Regions from separate parts of the Mus musculus genome. Here region 2 is linked to region 1. Evidence: chromatin loops called from intact Hi-C (ENCODE). Cell type or tissue: left cerebral cortex. All regions are shown on one strand. Each heading gives the region's core, and the rest is flanking DNA. Links, peaks and the distances in the headings are about the cores only.

The links. A loop is a pair of places that touch in the nucleus more often than their neighbours do. Peaks named below come from ENCODE experiments on the same cell type or tissue, not always from the same donor. Only the 100,000 strongest peaks of a DNase experiment are listed, where the experiment ranks them.
Region 2: a loop joins it to region 1, with 2.5 times the contacts of the local background. A loop is called at or near these places in 4 of 42 quality-filtered maps.

Annotation. Positions count from the first base shown.
Region 1 is chr13:21,162,833-21,172,146 of GRCm38, forward strand. It overlaps Gm32298 (a long non-coding RNA gene), which reads left to right and starts at 3,505. Exons shown (of 3, transcript XR_382107.1): 1 at 3,505-3,534; 2 at 6,171-6,235; 3 at 7,732-7,942. It overlaps n-TMcat14 (a tRNA gene), which reads left to right and starts at 4,772; the gene lies at 4,772-4,844. It overlaps n-TKctt28 (a tRNA gene), which reads right to left and starts at 5,315; the gene lies at 5,243-5,315. It overlaps n-TMcat15 (a tRNA gene), which reads right to left and starts at 6,927; the gene lies at 6,855-6,927. It also overlaps n-TLaag7 and n-TLaag5. In left cerebral cortex, for the core only: a CTCF peak has its summit at 8,928; DNase peaks (open chromatin) are centred at 4,387, 4,799, 5,245, 5,663 and 6 more places; H3K4me3 peaks cover 4,464 bases; H3K27ac peaks cover 278 bases.
Region 2 is chr13:21,249,084-21,260,583 of GRCm38, forward strand. Gm32525 (a long non-coding RNA gene) reads right to left here and starts at 5,115. Exons shown (of 5, transcript XR_003950579.1): 1 at 4,597-5,115. It overlaps n-TAcgc9 (a tRNA gene), which reads left to right and starts at 5,137; the gene lies at 5,137-5,208. It overlaps n-TTagt3 (a tRNA gene), which reads right to left and starts at 184; the gene lies at 111-184. n-TAagc19 (a tRNA gene) reads left to right here and starts at 10,685; the gene lies at 10,685-10,756. In left cerebral cortex, for the core only: no CTCF peak of the experiment used is centred there; DNase peaks (open chromatin) are centred at 4,229, 4,662, 5,097 and 9,615; H3K4me3 peaks cover 1,228 bases.

The sequences.
Region 1 (9,314 bases), core at 1,315-9,314:
AATTGTATCACTGGGGCTGGGCTCTGGAGTGCCAAATGCTCGAGCTGGGCTCAGAGTCTTCATTCATTTCCTGTTGTCTGATCAGGATGTAAGAGTCTCAGCTACCTCACCAGCACCAAGTCTGTCTGTATGCAGCCCTGCTTTCCCACCATTACCAGGATCATAATGGACTAAACCTCTGAGGCAGTCCAATTAAGTGCTTTCTTTTATGGCAATTACAGTGGTCATAGTGTCTCTTCACAGCAATAGAACCCTGACCAAAACCAAAAAACAACAAAAAAAAAACCACAACAACAACAAAACATCATGAATACTCAGAATTTTGCCTATGGCAAGCATAAATGACATGGGCAGGGCAGCAGGAAAGACGAACAACTGAAAACAGTATGATGGAAAGTGCCATGCTTAGACCATTACTTTGTTTGCTAGTGTAAACAGCCAATCTAAAAAATAAACAACTCCAAAATTTCTCTTTCTTTTTCTTAGCATATGAATTTTTGTCACGATTATTAAATAGGATATCCCTAAATAAAATTTATGAAGCCATAGCTCAGAATTTAGTTCCTCCCAACAGACCAAATCAGAGCAGAGTCTCTTGCTCTATTAAGTAATCAAACAGAACTTTGAAACAACCCAGATAAACAAGTGTAAAACACAAGCAGCCGCCAGCCACCAGTCAAAAGGGGCGCAGTCTACCTGAGCCAGTATAATAAGAAGAGCCCTGCTTTAATCATAGGGGAAGGAAACATGAAATGATCGATTCTTTTTTCTTGTTGCTAATTTCTACTTTATTGATCCTTTTGCACGTCTAAAGCCTCCTCCTAAGTCCCCGTACTGGAACCCCTTTCAGTTTGATGGATGGCGTACTGCCTAACTAATAAAAAAATCACATTGATCTTTAAGCCTTATTAAAAATGTAAGTATAGAACTTATTCAAGTCCTTCCCCCAGTGTTAATCCTTCAACCTTCCCAAGTTACAGAAGCATATTCCTCCTGTATTACAGTTTGGAAATGCGGTTTAGACCAGACCAACCTTCTGACATCTTTGCTGTGACCCGGAACCACAAAAACCATCTTGTCAATACACACCTGGTGCTGTTATCTCCCAACTTTCCCGAGCAAAGGAACAAACCATTAAGCGTTCATTTATACTTTGATGACTCTGAAACATGATCCTAACCCTGAGAAAAAATAGAAAGTCCTGCTATCTTAAGTAAGCAAGTCACACCCTGTGCAGTGACATAGGCTATGAGGATATCAAAAGTGTAAGCAATACAAGAAGGGCAAAGTGTCACAGGTTTAATTCTGGTATCCAAGAAGCAGAGGCAGGCAGATCTCCATGGGTTTGGGACTAGCTGGTCTGCAGAGTGAGTTTCAGGCCAGCCAAGGATGATGTCTTAGTTAAGGTTTTACTGCTGTGAACAGACACCATGACCAAGGTAATTTTTATTAGGACAACATTTAATTGGGGCTGGCTTACAGACTCAGAGTTTCAGTCCATTATCATCAAGGAGGGGGCATGACAGCATCCAGGCAGGCATGGTGCAGGCTGAGCTGAGAGTTCTACATCTTCATCTGAAGGCTGCTAGCAGAATAGTCACTTCCAGGTAGATAGGATGAGGGTCTTAAAGCCTACAATTACAGTGACACACCTACTCCAATAAGACCACACCTACTCCAACAGGGCCACACCTTCTAATAGTGCCACTCCCTGGGTCAAGCATATACAAACCACAACAAATACAAGGTGAAACTGTGTCTCAACACCGACTCACCCTCCCCCCAGCCCTCCCCCAACAAAACCAAACCAAACCAAACCAAACAAACAGTCTAAGGAATATTTTCTCACTTTCTATAGTAAGTTTAGAGACTGAATAGAATTTGCTAATTTTTCTATTTGTACTGTCTGTTAAATATGATCAATTATCAATAACCATTTGTCACGTTTCCTATACTGAATGGTACCGTTATCGTCACTGAGGCCAAATAGCTGACACAAGCCCCTTGTGGGAAGGAGAGTTTACTGTGGCTCCCAGTCTGTGGGTGCTGTTCCTTGTGCAGGGAGTCACAGCAGGGAGAGTGTGAAGGCACTGGTCTCACTGAGTCCACAGTGAGCACACAAATGACAGCTCTGGGCTTTTTCCTTTTTATTCCATCCAGCTGTCTACACCCAGGGTAGGTCTTCCTCCCTCAGTTAAATATCTCTGGAAACTCCAGACAGACATACCATAGGCAAGCCATCTTAGGGGATTCTGAACCCGGTCAAGCTGACAAAAGAAATTAACCAGTACATAAGGTTTCACTAAGTGTTTGTACTAATCAAGATTGTTTCCAAGGTCATTTTCCAAATGACAGTACTTAAGAGCTAAAGGAAACATTTTATTTTCCTGTGGCTCTGATTTGATGCATGACTTGATAAGGAGATTGAGGTCCAAATAAGATCTGCACTGGGGCTAGCCCATGGCATTAAAATGTTCTCTCTCCCCCTCTCTCCCTCTCTCTCCCTCTCTCTCTTTCTCTCTCTCTTTCTCTGAGATTACAATTTCTTAAACTCAGGAGCTATGTCTAGGCTATTTTGTGTTTGTTTGTTTGTTTGTTTCCTGACAATTTGGCAAGGCTAGAGTTTTCTGGAGAGTTCCCAACAGCTTGCCTATAGACAAATCTATAGCCATTGTCTTGATTAATTAGTAATTGGCATGGGAGGACCCAACCATTATAGGTGGTACCACCCCTGAGCAGGTGATCCTGGGGTGTATTAGAAAGCTGCTGAGTAAGTCCTAGGGAACAAGCCAGTAAGCAACACTCCTGCATGGCTTCTGCTTCACTGCCTGCAGGTTTCCCCCTTTCGTTCCTGCCCTGACTTTCCTAGATGATGAGCTACAACTTGAATGTGAAATAAGTCGTTTCCTGCCTAAGCCTCTTTTATAGTGTTCTATTACAACAACTGAAACCAAGGTAAGACAAGCCCTAAGACAGCATCTGTTCATCTATAATGCACAGTGCTACTTTCAACTGAGCAATGATGCTGCTTGGGAATGTTTTATTGTCTGCTTTTTACTGTCTGACTCATTCTGGACTTGCGAGTTTTAGTTTTTCCTTGTGGTAGCTATTCTTCCTGTGGAGGCTACTCTTGGTTGTCAACTTGAATAAAATTAGATTAACTAAAATCCAAGCATCTAGGTACCCCTAGGAGAGATTTTTAATCTTAATCATTTGAAGTGAGAAGACCTACTTCTGGATCTTTTGAGATGGGAAGATAATGCCTTTAGAGGTGGGAAGATACACCTTTGATCTGGGCCTCGCCTTCTGCTGGAAGTATATATAAATGACGTGGAAGAAGGAAGCTTGCTCTCTTATTGCTGCTTGCTCTCGCTAGCCAGTCCATCCCTTCACTGGCATTAAAGCCTACTTCTTCAGGATTCCAGCATATACTAAAGACCAACAGAGACATCCAATCTTATGGACTAAACAACTACTGGATTCTTGGACTTTCCATTGGTGAACAGCATTGTCAAACTAGCTGGACCACAGCCTGTAAGCCACTCTAATAAATCCTTCATTCTATCTATTTTGTTCCTCTAGGAAACCTTGACTAGTACGCTCCCTATATGCTTCCACATCTAAATTCTTCATTCTGTGAAGAGCAGTTAGCTCTGTTTTGATAATCTATTCCCTAATCCAGTTGTGTGTCCTTCTGTCTGTTGTTAAAATAGGATAATCAGAGTTTTCCTGTGTTGTCTGGGTGGTGATGCTGGCATTTGGATGCTAATCTTTCTCATCTTCATTATCTGAACTCTTGAAAAATACCGTTGTGTTATTCATAGACTCAAAAAACAAAAAACAAAAAAAAACAAAAAAACAAACAAACAAAAACAAAAACAACCTCAGAATCTTGATACAAATTAGCACTGTCCACATTACTTGATACAAACTAGCAGTTACTCTACATTACAGGGTAACCACTCAGGGCTATACAAACTGGACTACACACACTAACATTGGGCACTGAAGATCCATGACTGGGTCACTTGGAACATTGTAATGCTTATGACACTTAGAACACTTTATAAATGGAAAGTCGGGGTTCTCAGCAACAGCAGAGACAGAGACAATAAAACCACTTTGCTTTCCGGGGGGGTGGGGAAAGTATTTTAAATGGTTTCTGTGTTTTCTCCAACTTCTGCACTTTACGCGGAAAACCAAACACTCAATGAACGATTCCCAGATCCGAGGGAGACACTAAGAACGAGAGAAATCCTAGTGTGAAACCAGTTCAACCCCCACGCAAATCTGGGTAGCTCCAGTTTTCACTCTTTCCTGTTCTCACACTAACAGATTCCCGGGAGTTTATATAAAGAACAATTTATTCGTTAAGTTTTGAGCTCTCTTGTGCCCCTTTTGGACTCCTGGAACGAAGGGTAGTAAGATGATTGCGTGCAGTGTGTTGAAAAGTCTATGGGACTTAGGAAGACGACCTTGCATATTTGATGTGCAGCGAAAAGGGTGAGAAGATGGAATGACTGGCTGAGGAAATGCTTTTGTTAAGACCGCAACCCCTCGCATATATGTCCTGAGGGGGAGCAGAAGGATCAAAATATCAAAATGACTTTTTTTTTTTTAATCTAGTTGAGGTTTGGGGAGCTGTTGAATCTTCCAGATATTTTCAGGGCGGGGGGACGGTGAAGGAGAGTTTTTAGAATTTGGGCCAACGTAGGCAAAACACAATGTGTATATGTTACTAAAACTGAATGTCTCAACCGGAGCACCACGTGCCTCCTTAGCGCAGTAGGCAGCGCGTCAGTCTCATAATCTGAAGGTCCTGAGTTCGAACCTCAGAGGGGGCAGTTGTTTTTTCTGGCTGTTAAAAACTTGAATTGCCTCCTGAATTCTAGAACATGAGCTAGCTGGTTACCATCTTATTCCAGTTAAAAAGGGTTCTTCTACCCACGTTTCTTCTTCAGACAGCACTCTATCCAACAACTTAATTTATTGAAAAAAGGAACTCATAGATGAAGAGCTAGTACTTGATTTTACCTGAAGTCCTCCTATTTTAATAGATACGAAAGTTCGTTACCACTTTACACTCGATATTGATGTGATGTAGGTTTACAGATCTGGCTAAATAAAGTTGTTCAAAAATATCTGGTTTCCTGCTTTAGTCGTCGAGAAACCCCTTAAGAAACATAAGGCACCTCACTAGACAGATGCTGACCCGGGAAAGAGAAAAAAAAAAAAACAGTAGCGCCCGAACAGGGACTTGAACCCTGGACCCTCAGATTAAAAGTCTGATGCTCTACCGACTGAGCTATCCGGGCTCTGAGGGGTTGCTGTTCTTTATTGAATAAAGAAAGATACAAGAAAAGCAAATTTTTTTTTTTTTCCTGCTTATTTTTCATTTTATAGTTGGCCAACTAACTTAGAGTTTTATTGTCTGTTATTTGTCTCTGAAATGCAGACTTCAACAGAGCATTTTTCTCTTCCGGTGTTCAGTGTTAAATCCTCACCCCTTATTTAACAGCAAGGACCGAGTTAGGAAACAGTAATTCTTAATTAAGTTAATGAAGCGAAAGTAGTTGCAGGAAATTAGTTGCAGAAAATAGCTGCCTTGCTGGGCTTGGGGACTACAGGTGAAGAGGTCAGGGTCTCTGAGGAAGGGCACCATAGCTTTAAGGAGGCAGCACTGGCCAGGTCATGGGGGTAATGAGGATGCTGCTTCAGCCGTTAATAGCTTCTATAATGAGATGGTCTTGGGAACACAAATAGAGTGTAGGTAAAGACAGTTTGACAGACGAAAAACTAAAATCAAAACAAAAAGCAAAAAACTTCAGACACGAAGTTGATCTCCTTTCTCCTGCCTGCCATTCTCTCTCTGGCTCGTCTTACTGACGGACGTTAACAGGAAAGACTGTGGCGATGGAGTTTCGAGGTGTTATTTGTAGACACCAGGTCCTCCCATAGGACAGAGAATTGGACGGCAGATCCGGAACTGAGAGAGGACCGATGGACAAGGAATGCAGCTTTAGACGGTGCCCGGCACATAATGAGCGAAGGGAAAACCAACAAACACCTGCTGAAGTCTTCTGGCTTCACAGAGATTCTGAGAGCTGTGTATAAAATACCATCTTAACCCAGAATATTTGTCTCCCTCGACTTACTTTTTTCTCTTTTAGACTTTTTCCTGAATCTTGCTGTTTGGATGACTTAGAAATTCTGTCAGCACCGAAAGCCCAGCCTGGTGAGAATGGTCAAGAAAGGTTTGTGGTTTATTTTTACATTTTAGTTTTGTTTCGTTTTTGACATGGAGTATCGTGAGGAGTTGGATGAAATGATCCGATAATAAGCAATACCAGAAGAATGGTTTAAAGGACCAAACCGGCAATTACACATATCTTACACCTTTCATACTCGCTCTCTGGCTTCCCTTTCTTTTACACCCTGGGCAGGGAGTTTCCTGGCCTTGGTATTTATGTAATAACCAATGCCAAGTGCATTTGAAAGGCACCTGAAAATTCTCCTGGCTCCAATAGTATGGATGGTGAAAAATTAGTAAGTTTAATTGTAAAGTCTGGGCTTCGGAAATCGTCTTGTAGAGATCCACCTGCCTCTGCCTCCCGAATGCTGGAATATTATAGGTGTAGTCCAACACACTGGTCACGTGTTTAATTCTTTAAAAAAAAAAAGAAAAGAAAAATCGCTATTTTATAACTTTCTAACAGACCATTATATTACACAAATAAAACTACCCGTTCCATTTCATTAGTAGTTTTTGGGTCTCCGTACACACGAACTCAATTCTCTTCGTAGGAATTAAAATTAAAGGTTTAATGTATTAAAAAAAAAATAAAAGCTGAGGTTGCCCCCTCTGAGGTTCGAACTCAGGACCTTCAGATTATGAGACTGACGCGCTGCCTACTGCGCTAAGGAGGCACCCGTTGTCAGAGTTTCCGTAATCACGTATTCCTGCTGTTACTAGCGCTGGTTTTTTTTTAACGTTTCATAGTTGTAGTTTCTTAGTGATGATATGATAGCACCTAAAAGAGCTTTTGCTGCGAAGCCTCATGATACAACGCCAGAACAGAGCCTGCGCTTCTGCATTAGCGCATAGAGTGCACAATGAAAGCTCGCTGCAGAGAGCCGCGTGCAAAGGAGTCTGGACTGTTATGGATCCTCCAGAAAGACGAGACGTAAGCAGCCCTCGACGGGGGTAGCGTGGCCGAGCGGTCTAAGGCGCTGGATTAAGGCTCCAGTCTCTTCGGGGGCGTGGGTTCGAATCCCACCGCTGCCAACCGGTTTTTTTTTTTTTTTTTTTTCTTTTAATGTTTTATTGCGACTAAGTGGAGGTTTTTTGCCATGGTTCAAAACTCTACATCAACGGTAGTGTGGCCGAGCGGTCTAAGGCGCTGGATTAAGGCTCCAGTCTCTTCGGGGGCGTGGGTTCGAATCCCACCACTGCCAACAGGTTACTTTTGTGCTCTCTATTGAACAGGACAGTTTTCAGTCGGTCCCTTACATCAGCTAGGATTCTTCTCTCCTAACTGATTGCTTCAACAGTTAATAAACCCGTAATTTGTGTGGTACTCACTCCCCTAATCTCTGCATGTCCACCACACAAAAGGCTCCAGCAACAGTTAACAGTTTTCTTTAATTCATTCAAGTTAAGAGACATTATTCCGCACCTACTATATATAGGCTAGGGCCTGACGACTCTAAAGTTCTTTCTTGTGGCCTTAGTCAACGAATGAAGGATGAATGTGGATCTTTCGCTTTCCTGGCGTCGACTTGCAACTAGAGACAGATCAGCCTAGGCCACGGAAGAAGTGGATTCTTTCCCAACCAGGAGACGGAAAACCACGTCTTCATCATCACTACAGTCTTCTCATTTCATTTTGAAGCCGAATCGCGCTCATCTGAGCTGTGTGTGTCTAAGAAATACCTTGCAAAGGAAAACAAAAATGATCAAAATATATTGTATGAAATGTTTTCAATAAAAGTAAATTAATTAACAATGGCATAAATGTCTTGCCTCGGTGCTGCCTCTTGCCCACCAGCTAGGGACTCCTTGATTTAGTGTTGCCCCTTAGAATTTCCTGGAGCCCTCGAACCTCCTTCTCAGTGGTAGGCCTCAACTCAGAAATTATCTTCTCATGAAGGCTTGCAACTCGGTGATTTTAATTGCACGCTGGAAAAGGAAAAGAAAGAGGGTGTCTACACTTTAGGAAGAGGAGAAGAAGGTGGGGGTGTCAGGAGAGAGGAAAAGAAAGAGGCAGGGAAGAGAAGGAGGAATAGAGTCCTTTAGACTCACAGAGTTGAGCCTGTGGCGTGCAGTGAAGGAAAAAAGAGACGTGCACAATCACACCCGCAAAGTCTAAAACTGGTCCACGGTCCTGACACAGTGAACCTTTGCTTCTTTCTCAAGACCACCTGTCTTGCTTTCCACGTTCACGCTGCACGCCCCGAGTGAACTTCAGCGGAGCCGCCAAGGCCGGATGGTGGGACTGTAGAGCAGGGAGGAAGGTTCCGCCGTCGCACCGGCTGCCTTGTGCTGAGGCAAAAGCATTTACAAGCTGCAGCTCCTGATTGCAGCTGACAGGATACTTTCTGACATGCAGTAGTTGCACATGACAAGTCTGTAGATACCGTGTGTGTGTGTGTGTGTGTGTGTGTGTGTGTGTGTGTGTACATATATATACACATGCACACACATATACATACATATGTATATACATACATAATACATACATACATACATACATACATACATACATACATACATACATACATACAGAGATAGAGAAATTCAATTTCTAATGGTTGGACTGCAAGACTAACTAACATCCAGTTTGCCTTTTGTAGTGGTGGGAAAAAATGCACAAATCGCAGGAACTGCTCTGAGTGCTGCCAGGCTCTGAGATGCAGAAGAACAGGACAGGAGGCGCTGTACAGACCACGTGGCCATTTCTGTGGTCCAGCACTGAAGACGAAATTTTTCTAGTGAAGAACTGAGTTGCTCCGATAAAAATACTACTAGATCAATTAGGAGGATAGACATTTCATTTAAAGTCTTGTTTCCCTTCCATTTGTAAACCAAACATGCGCTTGCAAAGAGCACGAGGACGTGACTTTAGATGCGCTGTGAAAGTAGATTGGAAACGGGGGTGGGGTGGGGAGGGGGGAACAGAGAAGGGAGAGAGAGTAAAGAAGTAGGGGATAAGAACGAAGTTTAATAACTTTTTTGTACTGATACGTCACAATTAGGCCCTTTTATTGGTGTGCTAACCAAGAAAATTAATTGGACAAAGAAAAAGAAAACAACA
Region 2 (11,500 bases), core at 1,628-9,627, 87 kb after region 1:
AAAGGTTTGGTTGATAATGGTAACAGATACAGTAGGGTACTATTGTGGGACTACTTAGTAACAAAACAACTGTCAAAACCTCAGCTCTTAAGGGTTACCAAGTCTCCTAAAGGCCCTGCTGGGATTTGAACCCAGGATCTCCTGTTTACTAGACAGGCGCTTTAACCAGCTAAGCCACAGAGCCCTTACAAAGAAAGGTGGTTTCCTCTTAGAAGAGAGCATAGGTAGGCAGTGTTTCAGGGAAATGAGTCTGAAAATTAAATGATTACTGTTCCTCGTGTACAGATGACCCGATAACGGTGACAGCTCAGGTTCCTTGGAGATGCTATGTGGTATTTTTCCTCTCCAGTTGCTGTGGGCCCTTGAACAGTAGCGGCTGAGAGCCGCTTCACTCTTTCCCACAGTCACATTCGGTTACTTTTCCTTACCAATGCATGTACAATCAAAACAATAGACGTGGGCTTTGATTGTCAAGCTCATTACCAAATTAAAAATGTCTTAAGTGCTGAGCCTAGAGCTGAACTGTCAGTATTTCAAAAATAAAAGAGCAAAGGAAGGAAGAAAAGAAGAGAGGGTGAAGGAGGAAAAGAAAGAATTACCGAGTTATTAAATCATTACAAAATCAAATTGTAGCTTTCCTAGGTGAAGATTTGAACATCAACAGACTACATTACACCAACGGTACCGGAGACTGTTGTACTAATCATTCGAAATTCCCATATTACAGAGGAATAATCTCACACTAGTAAAAGTCCAATTCACCAAGCCTCAGGATTGAGCCTAGAACCTTCTTCAGGTCCTTCATGCTTTCCCAGCAGAGTCACCACAGTCACGTAAAGAAGAGTTTTTCTTTTATTTCTTGTCAGTTTTCTTTTCCCTTCTCAACCCTTTTGTCGTTCTCGGATGCTTGAGATTTGAAAAGTGTTGTTAGTTGTCCAGTGCACCCAGCTTCCCCATTCAGAAGGATCTGGACTCTGTTCTACAGTACGGATTAGAGCCCTCCCTGGCAGTGTGGAGGAAAAGGCTGTGGGGAGAAACAGACAGACAGGAGTCCCAGACACCTTTCTGATTACCCACATCCTAGAAGGCACCGCTCAGAAATTTAAAGAAAAATTCTTGAGGCGCACTTTTCTTCTCTTTTTATTTGTTTTTCGAGACAGGGTTTCTCTGTAGCTCTTTAGACCAGAGCTGGCCTCGAACTCAGAGATCCGCCTGCCTAGGCCTCCCAAGTGCTGGGATCAAAGGCGTGCGCCACCACGCCCAGTGAGCTACATTCTTTTATTAATCTAGTTCTTTAGTTACTCAGAATCTTCAAAGATCTTCAGGTTCCCTGGTAATACAGCTTTGCTGAAAGATTATATATATAAACATTGCCAGCCTGACTACATGCCACCAAATCTCAAACTCACACACACACACACACAAACCAAAGAAATAAAAGTGACTTTTTTTTTTTTTTTTTTTTTTTTTTTTTTTACACATCACAACCAGATCTCTCCAAAAGACTTTTGTCCTAGAACTTACACCTTAGATAGACCAGGATGGCTTCAAACTCGCAATCCCTCTTTCCCTGATGTTTAATTAGTGCAGGATGCTATCAAGGTTATTTTGAAGTTCAGTCAGAATCAACGACAGTTCAAAGTGACTGGAGAGCCAAGTGCATGAAACATCTCATGGCACAACTAGAGATGCAGATGTTTCCTAAGAAACAATAGCTCATGAAAGCATGAAGCAAAATCTACTAACACATAATGGCGGTGAGTATAAAATTATGAGAGGGACAGAAAAGCTTTTCTTGAATGAGGTTAAGAACTTATGAAAATGTAAGCAGAAGGTAGTTTGTGGAGATTCTGGAGTGTATCATGTTACTGAATACCTATCATCAGCAGTGACTCAATCCTACAGTAGCAAACCAAGCAACTGCCATTTCCCCTTGCCAGATATTAGAACTTGAGAGTCCTTTATCTTTTTCTCAAACCTTGTTTTACGCTCAGTTTTCTAAAATATTTCTTCATTTAGGTGATACCCAGAAACAATTTTGCTTCATAAACTGAATTGTATGATCAAAATTGTGTTGGTCCATCGAAGTTCTCGTTGGGACCCCAAGTTTAGACTGCTAGTAGGGGTCATCCAGAAGGACAAATCAAGAACCCCAAGTAAGTGTAGATGTATGGCTACTCCCTCCTCTGAGCTTCCACAAAGGCTTCGCATAGACCATCCTTCCCATCCTTCCTCTTTCACCTGCTCCTTGTCTTCCCTTTCCAACTTTTCTCCCTCTCTCCCTCCCCTTCCCACTTCTCAACCACTCACAGGAAGGACAGATGGAAGGAGAAAGGTCTTCATAAGATTGAAGACACATACACTGATAAATTCTATTAAGCCATTTTGAAATTTATGTGTGAATATATGTTTAAAATTTGTGCATTTCAAGTAATCATATTGCACACGGAAAATACATAGAATCCGCCAAGTTAAACAAAACACTATACCTCGTGAAAAAAGTCCAAGTTTATAGAAATAAGCAAAGTAGCTTCTTAAATCTCAAAGAGGTTAACAAATATGCTGCGAAAGATTGCCAATATGTAAGTAAGCTAAGAACTGCAGGAATCCGAGCTCATGGTCTTCAGCCTAAAAGATGGATTTGTGGGTGGAAGAGATGGTGCTGACCCCAGGGTCTTAGCATGCTCAGCCTGCCTCTCCTGAGCTACACTAGCAACATCAAACCTTGCTTCATAAATACCCCAGCGAGGTTTTTCTATCGCTGAGTTTTCAGAACCTAAAATGTACTGGCTACATAGAGCCTTTGACACAACTTGGTTCTTTCTGAACCTGCTGGACTATGTTCTACCTTGAAGCCAAACCAGGAAACGGTTAACAAGGCTAAGGCAGTATTCTAAGTGCTACACTCTTAGCCCCTAAGTCAGCTCCTAAGATGATGCCTGAAGGGCACTCCCATTGGCCCACCTGACCACATCCCAAGATACAGCAACTTGATACCACTGTATAGATTTGCTCCTTGGAAACGTATTTATGTCTTATGCATTAAAATTTAAAAATAGGTTTAACACAGAGAAAGGGAAAGCATTTATAAAATGTGAATATCAGCAGGAAAATAAAAAGCCCTCAAAAATATAACACTATCAAAATACATTGTATACGTGTATAAAGTTCAAAACATCATTGATATATTTTTAAAAATATGACACAATAGAAACAAGAGGGTGATTTCTAGTGAAAATTATGTGCCGCACTTTGACACGATCCCTTTAGATACCATGAAATGGCACTTGGATCCTGCGTTCTATTTAGTACATAATTTTAGTTGTGTGTGTGTGTGTGTGTGTGTGTGTGTGTGTGTGTGTGCGTTTGAATGAAGTCAATGTTGCAAACCTCGAGAGAAGGATTACACAAAATTTCAACAAAGACAAAGGACATCTTTGTCCTAGGTTTGCTTACTAAAATAGTTCATAAACTATTGTATATTGATTTCTTAGTATGGAGATCTCTAAAAGAAAACCAGTGTTCTGGGAAAATTTGTTGTTTTAAGGGGAACTGGGACAGGGAAAATACAATATAAACCCAGAGCATCATTCCATGCCAGAGTGTAAGGAAGTGAGTAGAAACTAATGGGATGCTTAAAGGTCATAGGGCTTTCTATAGGCTTTAGAAACATCAAGAATGAAACCAGTTATTGAACGATAAAGGACAATGATCTATAGAATATAAGAACACCCGAGTCTGCATTGGTATGAAAGAGAGAGGAAAAGAAAAAGGAAGGGAAGGGCAAGTTTTTCATAGGATCATATGCCAATGCACCGCGTAGAAAGAATGCAACAATGGATTCAAAGTTCCTTTTTGTAGTGAGGGACATTGGGCCAAGGGAGGGCCTCATGAATGTTCCGTAAGCACTCTACCACTGAGCTATCTCCTCAGCGTCAGGCAAAATTTATCAATCGATTATAAAGCTATAGATAAAACCCTGAATCTAAAAAGACATATGTAATTTCAAAGAATTTGCCCATAGGTTTCTGGTGAAAGTTGAAGCTTGGCTGTGAAGGAACGGAGGAGTCTATGCAACTCAGAACCTATGCGGTATAGACTTCCAGGCCTCTACCCAGCACACATGGCAGAGTGCAAACCGTCAGAGACAGTGGAGTTTAACACAATGGAGTAATTCAAGGCAGCTCGGAGTTTGTTTTATGTTGTGACAGGATCTCTTTCTGTGGTCCAGATTGGTCTGGAAATCAATATGTGGTCCAGACTCCTCCAAACTCAGCAATCCTGTTGCTCCAGCCTCCGGAGGTACCTTCACCATCATGCTTTGAATATTTGGGATATCCTATTTATCAAGCATGACAGAACAGTATTTTTTCCCCAGCCTGCGGAAATTGTCTTAGAGTGTCTTAATTTTTTTTTTTTTTACAGGCTCCGTTTTACTTTTAATGAAGTTCGATGTATTAATTAATGACCGCTTTCCTGGATCGTGTCTTTGATGCCCACTCTATGCTGCAGACTTTCTGAACCGAGAAACAGAACCTTTGTTTTTGTCTGCGGCTGCGACCGCTGAGCTGAGGTGGCGTTTAGTGATGTTCTTACCTGTCGGAGATTCTAGCTGTACGGATCCAGGGTGAAGGTGCTGCAGCCAGGGCCCTTTGAGGAGGCGCAGAAAGAACCTTCTAGGTCCCCTACCCGGTGAAGATGAAGTCTGCGGGTCCCCGCTTTACAGTCAGGTGGGCTTAGATAACCCTTGCCAATGTGAACAAAGACCAGGATGGGTGTTAACGTTTTCATCTTACAACATTTTCATTGGCATTGGATTTAATCAGACTTTAGTTTGGGGTCTTGGAGTTGAAGAAAATGTTCCAGAATAGGGGGGTGGGAAATCCTTCGGTTCCCTCAATCTGCCTGTGCCTGGAATGCGACTTGGTCACCAGAAGAATCGGTAGTGTGGAGAAAGCTTCTCAAACTGTCTTTTCTTCCGGCGATCCTGAGCTTTGTTGAGGGTCCCGGGAGGAGCTGCTTCGGTGCAGCTGAAACCTGTCTTAGATAGTGCCTTCCCAAAAAACGGAACCGTTATGAAGAGCACGCTGGATGTTTTAAAAGATAGGAATTGTGTGTGGCTTTTACACCACGGAGGGGGATGTAGCTCAGTGGTAGAGCGCATGCTTCGCATGTATGAGGCCCCGGGTTCGATCCCCGGCATCTCCAAGACTTTTTCTCAAAAAGTTATTTATTTATTTTTTGTTCTTTTAAATTCCTTTCTTATGATAATTTCTTTAAGCATTTTATATTCGTATGTTTGTTTCGTTTCTATTTGACTATTCAAACACTGCAGCCTTCCTAGAGACAGCTCGAAGGTGGTTGTTGGACAAAAAAAAATCATCCTGTGAGAGGATTCAGAAGGAAGGATGCACAGGCTCACCAAGGGATACGCTTATTAAAAAGAAAATGACTCTAACTTATTTTTTGGGAAATTGTGGGGCTACGGGAGGTACTAATAGCATCCATTGCTAACATTCATTGAGAATAGGACTTCAGGGGTCTCCTGAATAGTCTCTCACACACTGGAGGCACTTAACAGTTACCATTTGAGTTCTTTCCCTGCCTTTGGTTTTATTACCTGCTTTTGTGCAGGACAGCTGATCATCCTCACTGTGGGAGGTCTAGAGAAAAGATGGTGCTGGATGTCAAGGCCCAGCTTCCCAGAGGCTAAGGTAAAAAGATCAAAAGTTAATATCATATCATGTCTGCCTGAGCAACTTAGAATAAAACTTTAAAGGCTGGGGATTTTGTCCTATCTGGTGGGAGGCTGTAGATTCAAGCCCCAGTAATACCACTGTAACAACAAAACACAGCTGTAGAACACCTTGATGCGAACTCCTAAAAGACCTTTCCAGAAACTGAACCACCAACCAAAGAATATACAAGGACATAGGCCCCTCTGCCCTGCAACATACGCAGCAGGCTTGGAGCCTGGTCTTCAAGCAGGTCCCCCAACAACTGGAGCTGTCCACTCCACCCGGACTCTGTTGCCTGCCTGTGGACCCTGTCCCTCTAACTGAGCTGTCTTGGCTGGCCTCAGTGGAAGAGTTTGTGCCTAGTCCTGCAGTGACATGAGGTGTGAGGATGGACTGGTACCCAGGGGCGACCTCACCTTACTCACAGATGAAGGGGAAAGAAAAGGGGATGTGTGAGCAGGAGATTGGGAGGAGCTGCGATCGATCGAGATGTAAACTGAATAAACAGTTAATGGAGGAAAACAAAGACTGAGAGTCCTGAGAACCCAGTTAAGTCTGGATTCTGGACAGTGAGTCACTCCTTCTCAGGTTCCTGAGGTCTGCATTGTAACTGTCGGAGAATCAGATTGAAACTCAAGCAGGGAGATGGAGTTCTGAAGCATAGGCGCGTAGAACCTCAAGGTTCCTTTTCTACGGAACGTTTTGCACATCAGTACACCAGGAGTATATCTTCTACTTTAATTTATTTTTATTCTTTTCTTTAAATTGTAGAAGTATGCTTTGAGACTTGTCTAAAATCACTGATTACATTGGAAATCAGCCTGGGCAAGGGGAGTGTAAGCATGGCTTTTGAAGTTCATACCAAGTATCTGCTTTTCCTCCTATTTACTTCATTCATTGTGCCTGATTTTTTGTTGTTGTTTTTTTTTGTTGTTGTTGTTGTTGTTCTAAGGTACAGAACATTTCTGTATAGTGATATTTTCTAAGCAGTCATTCTGAGTGTTCATGTAATTTTTTTTATTTGATATGTCAAACTAACTTGCTTTTATTTCTCATACTAGTTAGGGACTTGTAGATTTTGAAGGAAAGGTATATATCTAGTCTAAATTAACTCACTTTTATTTCAGGATAACAAAGAACAAGTTACAAAATAGTTCTTGGAAAGGAAAGGTATTGGTTTTGCTGGGTTAAGAGGCATAGCTTACCTGCATGACTGACCTCTTGTTCATCTCTGTGTATGGGGAACATGACTACCTAAGCAAAACTAAGTTTGTAAGACTAATAATGAAAATCGAGACATTAGTTATATGAAATCCAAGCTCCCATCCACCCTTCCCAACATCCTGAAACACTGACCTCTGGACTGTGTTTTCAAGTTTAAACCAACCACGCCCTTTCTCCCAATGACTCTCTCGCCATGTGGCTTGTTTTCTCGCATTCACAGATGTGCTGTTTCTGGGTTTTTATGTAACCAGTTCCTTATCCATCTGATTTCACTTCAGCAGGGAATGGAGGAGGAGGCACACCGTACAACCTCAGCATCTAGGAAACTGGTGCAGGAGGATCACTGTGATTTTAAGCCCAGCTTGGTCTATAAAGCTACAGAGTGAGAGCGTTTCTCAAATAACAAACAAATAAGCAACATCAAAAACAACCAACCAACCAACCAATAACAATCCAGGCGCTGGGGAGAAGGCTCAGTGGCCAGCAAGGTGCTTGAGCAGGAGCTGAGCTTGAATTCCATCATATGCATAGTAAAGCCAGACGCTACCACTGACTGGCTAACTAACCGAAAGGACAAGCTGCAGGTTCCTTCGTGAGAGACATCTCAAAAACTCAGGTGAGCAAATCAGGACTGCAGAGGCACCCAGCCACCCAGCTTTCTGCAGTGAGCGACTACCAGGTTCTTCCCCTCTCAGGTTCAGATAGCTACATAAGCCAGCCCCCAAATCCTCCCTGTAACGTGTAAAAAAAATAATAAAATAAGGGCCAGTGAGATGACTTAGCCTGTAAAGGTGCCGACCACCGATCCCAATGACCTGAGTTGGCTTTCCAGGACCCATGCTGTGGAAAGCAAGAACCAACTTTTGCAAATTGTCCCCTGACACAGACTAAATAAATAAATAAATAAACAAACAAATAAAGTTCAAAAATAAGACAGAGTTATAGAGAATGACCTCTGTCCTCCACATACTTATGACTAGGTAGGTACACCTGTGTACACATGGGCACATATGTATAAACACCACACACACATGCATACACAGACAGACAGACAGACAGACAGACAGACATGCACTACTTAACATAAACAGCCCTTCTCTCTCCTTTGCTCTTTCAGTTCAGTGGAGACTTTCAAGGAACTAAAACTATCTTGAGAACCTGATGACACAACTTACTGATCAGGCTAACTTAGTGATGCTTGGTCACAGCTTTCAGGAAAAGCTGCTCAGAAGAAGGAGGACCATCCTCCAAAACACATCCATCCAAAGTTCCACCTCTTGATAGAATTTACTATTTGTACTATTATTCTCAGTGCATTTAATATCCTGCCTTTTGCAGTCCATATAGGGACTCTGGGGAGCATTGTGAACTGTCAGGTGAGTGTGGTCAGGCAGCCTGGGCACCACTTGGTGCTACTTAGGAATTTGGGTTACCTTGTACTCCCCAAATCTGTATAGAGTGTGCAATCCCTTCAGAGGACCTTTTGAGTCTTGCTTTTAAGATTTTTAAGATTAAGAGGGAAAGTTGCAATTGTAGCTAACAGTACTGTATTTTACATTGAAAACATTGAATGCAGAAATCAAGTTAAATGTTCTTTACACACACAGGTGCACACACAAATGCATAAACAAATGAACACACAGTTGCACACACAGGTGAAACCAGAAAGAAGCTTTTGGAGATGATGAGTGTGTTAGCTTCCTTGACCATGAGGATGGTTCCAGTGGTGCACACACACGCCCAAACTCGTCAATTTGCATACATTGTATAGTTTCAGCTAAGAACCGGATTTGTTTTGTTTTGTCTTTAGAGCTACTGAGCATGGAGAGAAGGCTGGGTGGTCAAGAGCACTGGCTGTTCTTCCGGAGGATGGAGGGTTTGATTCATAACACCATATGGCAGCTCACGACCCTCAGTAACTGCGATTCCAGGAAACAGATAACCTCTTCCATCCTCTGCTGGACCCGTGTGTCATACATTCTCATCTGTCTGTCTGCCTGTCTGTCTGTCTGTCTGTCTGTCTGTCTGTCTGTCTCATTCTATATGCATGTGCATGCGTGCTTTATCATGGCTTCTTTTCAGAGAATACAATTTCATTACTGTTATCTCCTTCCCACCCTTTCCCCAGTGCCCCTTTCCCGTGCTTTCTAGGCCTGGCGAGAACTTGTGGCAATTCTGTTCCCTTCGTCTTCCAAGCACTGTGTTACAGGTGTTGTGCTGTGCCATACCACAGCAGAACTCTAAAACACAAGGACAGAGACACATTTCTTTAGGGAAGAGAGGGGGAAGAAGGGGAAGGGAAAGGAGGAAGGAGAGGGGCGAGAGGGGAAGGGGGAAAGGGGAGTGGGGAGAGGGGAGGAGGAGAGAGGGAGGGGGAGAGGCAGAGCCAGCTTTGCATGTGGTTTCACATAGATCACGTTCCTTGATATCCAACAGAATATTTAGAATAGAATATGCTAAAATGATGGTCGTGGATCTTTCCTCGGTTTTTCTTTTTTTAATCTCGAAATATTAAGGTCTTTTGTAACAGGGGCTTTTGTTTGTTTGTTTTTGAGACAGGGTTTCTCTGTGTAGCCCTGGCTGTCCTGGAGCTCACTCAGAAAACCAGACTGGTCTCGAACTCAGAAATCCGCCTGCCTCTGCCTCCCAAGTGCTGGGATTAAAGGCATTTTGTATCACAGGCTTTGCCTTAAATTTATGGCAATCGTCCCGGTTTTGCCCCCAATGCTAGGATTACAAGTGAGAGACACCACAGGTAGCCTAGGATATGTGATGACTGCCCCAGGCATGATCTTCCTAGTGAAACAGTTACCTACAAAAGGAAACAGAAAAGAGTGGTTAATTTAGACCAGTCACTTTAAGTCTACTCTAACACTGAAATTAAGCCCTCTTGACAAGGAAAAATAGGAGAAGAGCAGCAGGAGCATCCTCTTCCTTCTGAATCCTTAGTTCTGTCTCAGTTTCCCTGGTGTTCCCATTCTCCTGGTCTGCTGAAAGGTCTCTGTGTATATGAGGAATTTCCTGAACTCTCCAGGCAGGTATAAGATTCGGCTTCCTGAGTGGAACTTTCCAAAAGTGGAAGGGCCACTATGTGTACAGTAGGTAAACCCCAGAGAAAAGGAGCCGAGTCGGCGAGGAAGCGCACTCCTGACTGCATCCCTGTCTCCTCTCAAGAGTCACTGAAGAGTCTGAGATTTCGTGTTCTGTGGGTTTCATTGGCTTCCTTTGGATAAAGCCTGGAGCGGCGAGGATCGGAGGAAGGGGAATCTAACATCTTGATTCTTAAAACGTTTTCCGTAGCTGAGACAGGGGAGCTGGGTTTTATTGTAGAATCCTGTCCTCCAATGCTCCTATTTTTCATTGTCTTTCGTAGCTCGGGAACAGAATGCAGAGACGGTATGGCAACAGCAAATGAGTGCTTTCTTCCTCTGCGCAATTAATCTTGGCAAACGGTTCCTCATCTTTCCTGGAAGGATCTCTCCTTGGTCCTGTAGAAAGAAAAGAGGATCCCGCACACTTTTAAACTGAGGTCTCCAACCCTAGACTCTTTATATATCCCTTATTGTCTATGATGAAAGTGCAGGTTGGTCAGAATACCCTTCTTACAAGACCGCTCTTTTTTTTTTTTTTTTTAAATTAAAAAAAAATTTTTTTTGACGAATAAAAGTACCAAGTCTAGGAATTTTATAAAGATGAGTAGGAAACACTAGATTTCAAGTGGTGGGGATGTAGCTCAGTGGTAGAGCGCATGCTTAGCATGCATGAGGTCCTGGGTTCGATCCCCAGCATCTCCAGGCTTTTGATGTGGGGAAGGAAGGTGCGTTCATTTTTAAGAATTCCAACCCTCTCTTTAGTCTGCTTTGTTAAGCGACTTAGCGGTTCCTACTAATTTGTTACTGCTGTTCGCAAACGCACGGGCTTAGTTAACCGGCTGTATTAGGCGCTATACTTGCGCCACGCTCGGGGACGCTCTTGTGGCGCCAGTGTGGGCTCAGGGAAGATGCATAGCTGCACCTCTGAATGCGGAAGGGTGGTGTTCTGACTCTTCCCGCTCCTTCACACTGAAAAACCCACCACTTTATAAAAGATGGTGACTGATTTTGTAGCACTACTGTAAGGGGCTTTGTCTAGTGGGCTGTTCGTCTAGGAGATATTCCTCCTTTGAACTTTTGGTTATACTTGCAACTTAAGACACTGATATTAACAAGTCAAAGGATTTTAGAAAAGTTTTCTTTATTCCGTCTGCTACCCCACCTCACCCCGTCCCCAGCCAAGCCCAGAGTAAGCCTCACTGGCATTCTTCTTGGTTACAGATGAATCAAGAGCTTTTAAACCTGGAGGTGGAGGGCTGGTGGAGTATTACCAGGCTAGGTTATGGATTAATCAAGTTCTTGAAGAGAACAATAGAAGCCTACTCTTCCTTCCGTCTGACTACAGCATTTTTGAGCAATCAGTTATAATAGGGTTTTGTGCTGAAGCGACTTGGCCCTAAGGAAGGAGGACATTAAGGTGTGAGTCTTAGGCTGCTGAGCTTGCTA